Linked DNA regions of Homo sapiens: region 2 is linked to region 1. A link is an interaction called in ENCODE POLR2A ChIA-PET data of the cell type or tissue named here. Cell type or tissue: PC-9. All regions are shown on one strand. Each heading gives the region's core, and the rest is flanking DNA. Links, peaks and the distances in the headings are about the cores only.

Region 1 (5,695 bases), core at 278-5,277:
GAGAAAGGATCTTTTCACAGTGAAAAAATCAATCACTGCTTTTCTAAGTCTTAGGTATCAATTAAACAAGAAATATTTTTAATTAAAACAGGAATCAAAGCTTGAAGAGTTAAGAATTCTGAAAGTTAACAGTTTACTAAGATCATGGTCTGAGATTGATTCATGGTCATTTTATGATAAATGCCTTTAATCACACACATCACTGAAGATGGAGCAATGGGAGTGTTAATTTCAAAGTTATCTTTTGTAAAGGGTGGCATTAAGATAAACCAATGAGATTATAAAATGATTAATAAAGTAGGCATTTCTCTTTAAAGTCAGAATTAGCATCATTTGACATTGCAGCATTAGCCCAAGTTGATTCTAAAATAAAATCACTTTAAAAAACATTGAAAATAACTAACAAACATAGAAAGTATAAATCTAAGGACACATTAAAAGATTAAATGCAAAACACATAAAACAACTATAATTTCATTCAGTGGTAACTGATGCAAGCATCAAATTAAAATTGAGAATCAAAAACTTTCCTTAACAAGTGGATCGCACATGGTGGCTCATGCCTTTAATCCCAGCACTTTAGGAGGCCGAGATGGGTGGATCACCTGAGGTCAGGAGTTTGAGACCACCCTGAACAACATGGTGAAACCTCTTCTCTACCAAAAATACACAGTTAGCCAGGCGTGGTGGCGCACAGAGGTTACAGTGAGCCGAGAATGCGCCATTGCACTCCAGCCTGGGCAACAAGAGTGAACCTCTGTCTCAAAAAAAACAAAAAACAAAAAGGAAGACAATTATAATTATCTCCTACTTAAAACTGAGGCATTTTTAATAATAAAAAAAGAGTACTTTTAATTATAGCTCTCTGTTCATTTTGTCCTTAAAATAGCTTAAGGGGAAAATTTAAATATATCAGTAGTGGGAAAACACAATATTGGTCTCATTATTAAACTGTCTTTTTTTTAATGTTTTTTATTTCCATAGGTGGTTGGGGAACAGGTGGTGTTTGGTTACATGAGTAAGTTCTTTGCTGGTGATTTGTGAGATTTTGGGGCACCCATCACCCAAGCAGTATACACTGCACCCTATTTGTAGTTTTTTTATCCTTCACCCCCTTCCCACCCTTTCCCCAAGTCCCCAAAGTCCATTGTGTCATTCTTATGCCTTTGCATCCTCATAGCTTAGCTCTCACTTATGAGTTGAGAACATACGATGTTTGGTTTTCTATTCCTGAGTTACTGCACTTAGAAAAATAGTCTCCAATCTCACCCAGTCATTATTAAACTTTCATTCCTACTTAAAACATATTTTTTGAACAAATAAAAGCAACTTTTTAGTTATCCTAGGTAAGTACCTGACCTGTAGATCTCCTAAGGCTTGAAATTACATTTCATTAACACTTGAAATTTAAGACCAATATTTACAAATCTGATTCTATTATAATCTATTTATCTCAATATTGGTTTGAATATCTGGGTTTCTTTTTTTCTAACAATAAACAAAATCAGTCGCCACATATTCTAATTTGGCCAAAGTCACAACAAGTCAGAAATCTATTATTTTGCTCCCAAGAAAGATTAAGATTATGTTATGTTTTTTCTCTCAATAGTTTGCAAACACTACTCACTCTACAGGTAATTCACATAGAACCACAGCATTATTACTTACGTCATCACTCTGCTGAGCTTCTTGCATTACAAACTCTCGGACCATAGATGGACTAAATTCTACTAGATAAGAAAATATATCTGTAGCAGCTGATCTGACTTGCAAATCATCCATGCCCTGATAAAAGGAAAATTAGGTTACTTAGAGACTGTTAACAAAAGTTATTCTCACATTTCTTTTTTCTTTTCCAAATCCATACACTAGCTCTCAACTTTTTGGATTAAGATGTTTTACTGCAATCAATGTGTATAACCTTGCCAGTATGTTCTTCCTTTCTTTTTACAAATATTAAAACTTTCAGGCAATTCAATGATTAGTTTCTGCTGATTTTTACCACTGCAAATAAATATACAGAGAATTTAAATATAAGAATTGGCACAGGATTATAAGGCAATACCTTACAAATGCTGTAAAAAATATGGGAAGGGGATTTATTTAAATATATGTAAAAATTTGAATAACGTCTCCTAGCTAAGACTTCAAAGTCTTCCAGAATCTGCCTTTTGTCCTGATTTTGCAAGAGTTACTCCTTAGTAACTGTTTCTATTTCCTGTGACTCACCTAATAGAGCATGCTTTTGAAAACTCTTTTTGGGCATTTCTACCCTTTTCTGCAACTTAGTTTTCTAAGATGGTAATCCTAGATACTTTTCCCCTCCAACACATGAAGAGTACATGACTTATAAGTTACAAAACCTTGAGGTGATTCTGAAAACACTCCCCAACCCAGCAGTTCTCAAAGTGTGGTCCAGGTAATCCTGGTGAGAGGGGTCTAACATCCTTTTCAGGAAGTATACAAGATTAAGACTATTTCATAATAATAAATAACACTGAGCCTTTGTCATTTTCACTCTCATTCAATCACAAGTACAGTGGGGTTTTCCAGAGGCTGTGTGACATGATATCACCACAAATTAAATGTAGAAGCTGCTTTGTGAATCTAAACACCTTCTATAAAGCAAGGTACTAAAGGGATTAGCAGGAAAAAAAAAGTAAAAAACGGTACTCTTTTCACTAAATTTTTTGTTTTGAAAAAATTATTTTTCATAAAAGTTATATTGATTTCAATCTCAAGAAAATGTGGTGAAAAAAGTTCTATTATTTATGTTAACATATAATGGGTTATCATTTTTAAATGAATGCTTTAAAAATTTGTTTTAATTTTCCATAAAGTAAATACCAATAGATAAAACTCATATAAACAAAACTCTAAGAACCATGCCCTAACCCTGTGTTGCAGCATGAATCCCCTTGTTCCACTCACTGATCTAAAAACAAAAGATATTTTACTGGCTTCTATGAAACACACTTAATATTGTTACAGAAAATATAACAGTCTTGCAAAAACGTGGGGTTTTTTTATTCACTTGAAAGCACACTATATGCAAGTGATTACATACTGATATTAAAAATTAAATAAAAATCTGAAACTGAAGATATTCTTGTAATTCAATTAAGATAGCTAAACTATAGAATTGAATATACATTATTATATATTTTCCCATCCATAACATAAGTGTATTACAAATTTACAATTTCAAAAACATGAAAAGAAACGGCATAATTACCATTACAATTTCAAGAGCAGGAAGAATTCCCAATTTTGCCAATGTTTTGAAAAATGCATCCCTGTTTTGAGGTTGTAATGTCTGAGAAAATGCACAAAACTCCTTGAAAAAATTAACCTGTAATGTCAGAAATTTTAGTGAGACATTGATAAACATAAACTTGGGGCACACTATAGTAATCATCTACCATGGTGTGGTATTCACCCTTCTGAAGGATCTCATCTTTTTGGAGTATGCTGGCTCCTCAAAACTACATTAAAAACAAATTAAAAACTAGCACCCCATTAAAAGTAAACCTTGCATTACTGGGTGCTATTAAGCAAAAAGAGAAATCCACCAATACAAGGTAAATGTAAGCTGGCTTTCTGAAAGACACATCATAAGCTGCTTTTTTCCTTTTTTTTCCAGTGAATGGAGGTGTTTGACAACACATCTTTCTAAGTGAACCTTTGAAATATGTTATTAGAACATTTTCCTTACTCCAATGGGACCTTATAGGTCAACAGAGATATTTGGCTATAAAAGGCAAATGAAAGCATGCATGCTTTGTTTACAATGCTGGATTTGCCTATTGGTCTATTAGTATGCAAAAATGCAAGATATACTTTTAATGGGGTGCCAGTTTTTAAAATGTTTTTAAATGTAGGTTTTGAGGTGCCAGGATACTCTGAAATGATGACATCTGGCGGGGCACAGTGGCTCACGCCTGTAATCCCAACATTTTGGGAGGCTGAGGCAGGCGGATCACTTGAGTCCAGGAATTTGAGACCAGCCTGCCCAACAGGGTGAAACCCTGTCTCTACTAAAAATACAAAAATTAGCTGGGCATGGTGGCACACGCCTGTAATCACAGCTACTCAGGAGGCTGAGGCACGAGAAGCGCTTGAACCCAGGAGGCGGAGGTTGCAGTGAGTTGAAATCATGCCACTGCACTCCAGTCTGGGCAACAGAGCAAGACTCTTTTTCGAAAAGAAAAAATAAAAAACGATGACATCTTTCAGAAGGCTAACACTGATCAATTAACTCTTTAAACACATTCAGTGCAAAAATGCCAGGTAATAAATTTGTTTTGAATTATGAACACATAGTTTCACAGAAACCATCCTACAACTCAACTCTAGCTGGGTCCCCAGTAATATCTCAAAAACATAATACTGGTTTAAGGACTGAAATGTACATCAAAACTTCTCTAGTCTAAAACACCAATATTATAATTGAGAAAACGAAGTAGGCTACTAATAAGTAACTACACCAAAGATGACTTAGAGGTTTTAAATTAGCCATCTTTCATTATTTTGTGAAATCCAAAATAAATAAATAAAAATCTGAAACCGAAGATATTCCTGTAGCAATTCAATATCAGATAGCTAAATTATAGAATTGAATATGCATTACTATAACATATACTTTCCCTTCTCATCTCATTATGTTTGAAAAAAATGTCAAACATCTGGCAAACGGCAATCACAATCACTATTCTCTTCCTCAAAATGGTTTATATCTCAAAGAAAATGCTTACAATAAAAAATAAAAAATTTCCAAAGAACCAAATTATTTATATCATTTATTCAGGAAGCATTTTCCTTATCTCTTGTTTAAAAAGAAAAGCATTGCGGCTAGGCGCAGTGGCTCACACCTGTAATCCCAGCACTTTAGGAGGCCAAGGCGGGGGGATCACCTCAGGTTGGGAGTTCGAGACCAGCCTGACCAACATGGAGAAATCCTGTCTCTACTAAAAATACAAAATTAGCCGGGTGTGGCAGCGCATGCCTGTAATCCCAGCTACTTGGGAGGCTGAGGCGGGAGAATCCCTTGAACCTGGGAGGCAGAGGTTGTGGTGAGCCGAGATCGCACCACTGCACTCCAGCCTGGGCAACAAGAGCGAAACTCCATCTCAGAAAAAAAAAAAAAAAAGAAAAAGAAAAGCATGGCTATAATGCGAATGTCTGCAACCATAAAAATGTATGAATTTTGTAGTTCTGTTCTAACATAAGGCACTTATCTGATTTGGGGATTTATAAGGCATACAATGGTGGGGGGTGATACATCAGAACATCCTAAGAAGTTTCTAAAATACACAAATTCTAGAAACAAATTTTAGAAACTCTGAATAATCATTTCATAGTTCAATTTAAATACATACTTTTCATCTCTTACTAATCTAATTACAAAAAATTGTCTCAAGTTAGCAAATTCAAGATTAAAAGCTGTGCATGCCAAAAGAATAAGTGCTCTTTAAGAGTTTGAATTTCATAACTTACCAATTCACGCCGTTTATCATCATCTGTAGCCTCATCTGTTAATTGTGCAAAAACTTCAGACAAAAACTTCTCATCTTCCTGCATGAGAAAAATAATTACTATGAAATATTAACAAAAGAATAAAGTTATACTCATTTATATGACTTACACAAATTATAAAAAATAGTTGACAAGTAGTATTTTCATCATGAAACCTAAT
Region 2 (5,695 bases), core at 289-5,288, 280 kb before region 1:
AAATTCATACCTATTTTTGCTTCCCCAAATGTAACTTTGTTCCAATGTGACACCATCAAAGTATATGAGCAGAAACCTCATTATAGAATGCCTTATTATTCTGATTAAGTTATATATAATTATGAAAATGACATCTCATATTTCTAACTTGCTCCTTGTAACTGTCCTGTGAAGTATGAAGCAAAGGTAAAAGGCTTGCCCATATTAACAGAAATAGCAAGTGGCAGAGGTATTCCAGCTCTTATTTTAACTTTCTTTCTGCAATATTTTACCCCTCTGGCCAAATGATAGTATATCTGTGTATGATTTACCTCAGAAAATTGTGTGGCTGTACACTAATGCAGTACACAATTAATTTTATGATGTTAAATTAAAAAGAAATGCCATTCATCAGACTATTCCCCCAAAGGACTACTGAAGTTTTAAAAAATCTTTAGAAAGGATTCTAAATCAATACGATGTTTAAAGAGTTTAAGCACTCACTGCTGCTTTTCTTGGTCCCCAAGGTCTGGCCATCTTCTAAAGAGTTTGAACCTACTGAAGAACTATCTTGACTGTCTTGATGAGGGAGCTGAAGAAATCCTTCACTGGAGTCTGAGCGGGTGGGTGTTAATGTTAGAGATTTCTGGCGTTCCCGATTAATATCTTTCTTAGACTTTATCAATTTTCTCATTTTTAGAGTAATCCAGTTGCCTCTCCTAACAGAATTTTAAAAATTGTTATCAGTTTAAAATTCAACATACAAATCCTTCACAAAAGTAGAAGTCATCACAATATTAGAAATAACCTAGTGTTTTTTTTCAGAATAAGAATTCATAAAATTTGGTTAATGGTACCTTCTAGGAGGAGATGGGTCATAAAATTTGTATTGATCCATAATTTTCTCTTCTAGTTTCTCCTTCTGACGTCTTAATTCATTTAACTTATCACTATAAAATAAAAATTACCTTTTAGGACAGGCATCATATTTTGTACAGCTATGAATATTAAATTATTTGGTGACTGTGATCTAATGTCTCCCCAAAACATAAAAAAATACAGATACCATGGTTGGCAACTAAGATTTCATCAGGTAGTTAACAATGGGAATTTTTCCATGTTTCTCCTTTTTTAAAAATTTACATTTTTTTTTCCTTTTTGGAAGAAAGGTGACCTATTACAATTTATATCAGCAAAAAATTAAAACATTGTTTAGTTTGCTTACAATTATAGATATAATAAATAATCCTGCAAACACATGTTCATGCAAATATTTTTCTTTTCGGCAGAATTACTTAGGTTTGATTTACTTGTAGAGAACCATTTCCTGACTCCAGCAATGCATGAGTCATCGCATCCTAGTCTCATTGTTATATTCTCAGTAGTATTTACTATACAGAGAAACATCAAAGATCATCAAAGTATTGTCTCTAAGAAAACCCCACAATGCCAAAGAATACTATTTACTTCAGAAACATTAGTGATCATTTACAATGAGGAAGGCATGAGGTATATATGAAGATGAATAATAAATAGCTTTGTTTACAATATAGGAGAGAAGATATATCCATAAATTAATATAATAACATATAATATTGTGTGTGTGTATATATATAAAATGACTATATAATCCAAGGTAGTAGCAGTACCAAAATAAAATACTGTGCAAGTACAACAGGAAGGTAAATATATCCATCTTAGATCACGAAATAAAGCCCCATGAAGAAAAAGGCCATTATTAGATAGGCTGAAAAGGAAAGATAAGAATGCTAAATTACATGTTGGTGTAGTTGTAGGAAGTTAAAAAATGCTAAGTTATGTTTAGCTTGAATGTTATAGGCTGAGAGGAAGTAGTGAGGGAGAGTTTTTGTTTTACATTCTGCTCAGTAGGAAATCAGAAGTATTGAAAGTTTCATTACAAAGTGGTAAGAAATCTTGGTTTAAGGTACTTTAACCCAATGATGGAATAGGATATATCGGAAAGAGTGGAGATAAGGCAGGGCGTGGTGGCTCAGGCCTGTAATTCTAGTGCTTTGGGAGGTGGAGGCAGGTGGATCACTTGAGCTCAGGAGTTTGAGACCAGCCTGGCCAATGTGGCAAAACTCTGTTTTTACAAAAAATACAAAAATTAGCAGCATGCCGCAGCATTTGCCTGTAGTCCCAGCTACTTGGAAGGCTGAGGCAGGAGAATAGCCTGAACTCAGGAGTGGAGTTTGCAGTGAGCTGAGATTGTGCTACTGCACTCCAGCCTGGCTGACAGAGCAAGACTGAAAAGAAAAAAAAAAAAGATTGGAGATAAGAAAACATTCAGGAAGCTAATGGGGTAGTCTATTTGAGAGGGAAGGCTGAATTACAGTGGTGGAGACTAGGAAGAACTAACTTGAGAGATTCTGTAGAAGATGCCTTGTGAACAGATGTTGCCAACAGTTATACCACAGTACAAACAGCATACAGCCTACATTTATTATTCACCCAACTGCTTGGATCTGAGGCCTGCAGAAGAGTTGACATTTGAAAAGTTGTTAACAAGGCTGGAGTTCCCAGTTCGTTTTTCCTTTTACTTGTTGAAATATCATTAAGAACCTCCAAAATCTCAATACTACCTGTCCACTGCCATCCTGCTAGGACCACGTAACAAAGGCATTTAGCTAGAAATATCTAACATGCAAGATGGATATTTGTAATTTAAATTCATTAAGTCAGAATAGATCATAATCTTTGGAAGTCAACTATCTAGATACAAGCACTTTCACCTGGAAATGTATTAGTCACCAAGGGTCAGAATAGTAAGACAACAAAGCTTTGGATAATGCCTCTGCTTAAGGGACAGGAGACTCAAATGCCAAAAGTTTTATATATACGCAAAGCTTCTTAACCTAAAACAAGCCTTCTTTTGAAAGCAAGTAAAGGAATACATACCCCAGAAAGGACTAAAAGGACTAAAGGTGGAGCCCAAGTTGTCCAGCCACAAATGTGAAATTTCTTTGAGGTTTTACATTTACTTTGAAAGTTTACACAAATTCTGCCTTTGTTCCATGATACACCTGTGTATTAATAAAGAAATAATGTTCCCTGCCTGAAATTTTTTGGTAAGACTGGTGCTTCAGAAAAATGTATGATGTATCCTGGTTTCACATGTGCCCTGGCTGTTTATGTACATCAAGTCTGAGAGGCACAGACATACTACTTCATGCACTCCTTGAATAATCTAGAAAGTAAGTGTCATCTCTATTTTAAAGAAGAAACTAATGATCAAAGAAATGACTAGTCTGTGGTCACACTGTGAGTGGATGAATTGGGACATGAATTAGAAGCTGTCTAATTTCAACATCTGTGCTATTTCTATTTTACTGTGATGCTTCTCATTTGTGGGGCAAAGAGAAGAGATGTATTGAGTAAAGATGAATCATCGGGTAGTAATACCAAGACTACCCACTGGGCTGCACAGGCCCAAATGTGAGTCTTAACAGATTGTTTAACTTTCTGGAGACACAACTTACCAATAATTAAGCCCTGTCAACTCTCTTTCACATGTTTTGCAGCTTGATCTCAACTCCTTGGTATGGCATAGAACAACCTTTGTAAACTGGGTCCTGACTGTTTAGCCACTTCTCTATTGCACCCCTCCTTTCCTCAATTTTGCTCCAGAAAGAACAATTAATTTTTAGGTCCTATACCACACCACAACATACTTTCATCACACTTCCATGACTTTGTATTGCAGCTCTCCTGGGCTGGCATGCCTCCTCAAGCAAATTCCTATCGAACCTATAAATCTCCACTCAAATCTCATCTTTGGAAAGTTCACCTTGCCTCTCCCAGACTAAGATATTCCTGCCCCTATATGTGCTATATTTCTATGGCCTCCTACATATACTTCCATTATAGAATTACTGTATTTAAATGTTTATTTGTATTTCTCACTTTAGACTACTAATTCTTTAAGAGCAAGATGCATGTGTTTTCATGTTAGTATTTCTGATTATTAGAATAGTGCCTGGAATATAAGCACTCAAAAATATTTGTTGAAAATCAGTAAAAATTAGCATGAATTTTCTCTGCCACTGGGTATGGCAATGATAAAATCATGAGTAACATATTTCAGAGTGCAAAATTATTTGGTACCTACATGTACTGTCTTTGTTCAACATGAAAAAGATCCTTGCTTTCCATATTCTGCTCCAAAAGTGTTCTGTTCTGTAGCATTAATGTCTGAATTTGATCTAGTAGATGCCGATTTTCTTCTTCTAAATTTCCTTTAAGTTGGCTTAGCAACTGTTTAAACACAAACATTTTTTAAAAAATCAACATTTACATTTAACATAAATCAACTGAAAAATATGAAGTACTACACAAAGATTTAAGTGTTCCACTGTTTGAACAATTAGATGATTGTACTTTTATCAGAGCATGATTATTTTAGTGATGACACCTACAGCACTGGGTTACATGCTGTCTCTCTCTCTATATAAATATTTTCTTAATTTTCACAAACACTGGGTCTAATATATAATATATTATCTACTCCCCAAACACTGCTTTCTGTCTTTAAAACTGTTTAACTTATAGTATAGTCCAAAAGCTAGATTCAAATATCTAATATTTTATTTCTATGAAATGTTAGACAAGTAAGTTCTCAGATCTATGAAATGAGGATAGCTCCCACCCAACAAGGCTGTTGCAAGGATTAATTAGCATATGTAAAGTATCTAGTAGCATGTGTGTAGCACACACTAAGTACTTAGTATGTCTCATAATTTCCCCATCTACTGTTTTCTTTTTTTGAGACAGAGTTTCACTCTTGTTGCCCAGGCTGGAGTGCAATAGCATGATTTCGGCTCACTGCAACCTCCGCCTCCCAGTTTCAAGCTATTCTGTCTCAGCTTCCTGAGCAGCTGGGATTACAGGCATGCGCCACCACACCCAGCTAGTTTTGTATTTTTAGTAAAGATGGGGTTTCTCCATGTTGGTCAGGCTGGTCTCTAACTCCCAACCTCAGGTGATCTGCCCACCTCGGCCTCCCAAAGTACTGGGATTACAGGCGTGAGCCACCGCGCCTGGCATCCATTCACGGTTTTCAAGAAACCTTAAAAGTCTGTGTATAGTTTTTGTAGCTTGATCAAGGGAAATCGGGTAATTTAGTCAATAGTTGGTATTAACAGCTGGCATTACTAGTAGGTGGGCTGCCAGCAGCATTGGGCCTTTTCTACGCAGTTAGTAGAAACTGGAAATATGCCTTAGCTAGGCCAGAGGTTCAAACAGAAGTTAGCAGAAGGCCCAAAGTAGTGATTCTAAAAATTTGGCGTCCCTTGTAGAGTAGATTTGTGGGCCCCAGCATTCAAATTCAGGTCTCGAGTAGAGCCCAGAGATCTGTATTAAAAAAGCAAAAGCAAATAACACATACCCGCCCTGCCTACACCACCACCCCGGCCGCCCCCCGCAAAAAATAAACATTTTGAAAAATTTCAAAAGGTAGAGAAAATCAGGGAGAATTATACTATAATCATAAACAACCATCTAGATCTGTAACTGTGAATATCATACTACGTTGGTTTTATTTATCTGTATGTTGTTAAATTGAAACATAACATATGTGGTAGATTCATTAAAAAACTGAATGCATTTATTTTCTTCCCTGTACCTATGCCCTCTTGCAATGTGACTTCTCACTTTTCCCGTAAAGAAGTGGAATCTATTTTCCTTCTTCTTGAATTTG

The links. ChIA-PET counts read pairs that join two places held together with the same protein. Peaks named below come from ENCODE experiments on the same cell type or tissue, not always from the same donor. Only the 100,000 strongest peaks of a DNase experiment are listed, where the experiment ranks them.
Region 2: POLR2A ChIA-PET joins it to region 1 with 5 read pairs; 3 of 35 experiments call an interaction of 5 or more read pairs at or near these places.

The regions. Positions count from the first base shown.
Region 1 is chr2:55,583,383-55,589,077 of GRCh38, forward strand. It overlaps PPP4R3B (protein phosphatase 4 regulatory subunit 3B), which reads right to left. Exons shown (of 17, transcript NM_001122964.3): 5 at 5,497-5,574; 6 at 3,236-3,352; 7 at 1,669-1,785. Among named protein-coding and RNA genes, the nearest start is that of PPP4R3B, 31 kb to the right of the region's middle. In PC-9, for the core only: no CTCF peak of the experiment used is centred there; a DNase peak (open chromatin) is centred at 2,209; H3K4me3 peaks cover 401 bases; H3K27ac peaks cover 2,264 bases.
Region 2 is chr2:55,308,326-55,314,020 of GRCh38, forward strand. It overlaps CCDC88A (coiled-coil domain containing 88A), which reads right to left. Exons shown (of 33, transcript NM_001365480.1): 23 at 4,109-4,254; 24 at 837-929; 25 at 484-698. It overlaps LOC124907768 (a long non-coding RNA gene), which reads left to right and starts at 507. Exons shown (of 3, transcript XR_007086323.1): 1 at 507-602; 2 at 5,663-5,695. In PC-9, for the core only: CTCF peaks have their summits at 3,475 and 3,694; a DNase peak (open chromatin) is centred at 3,396.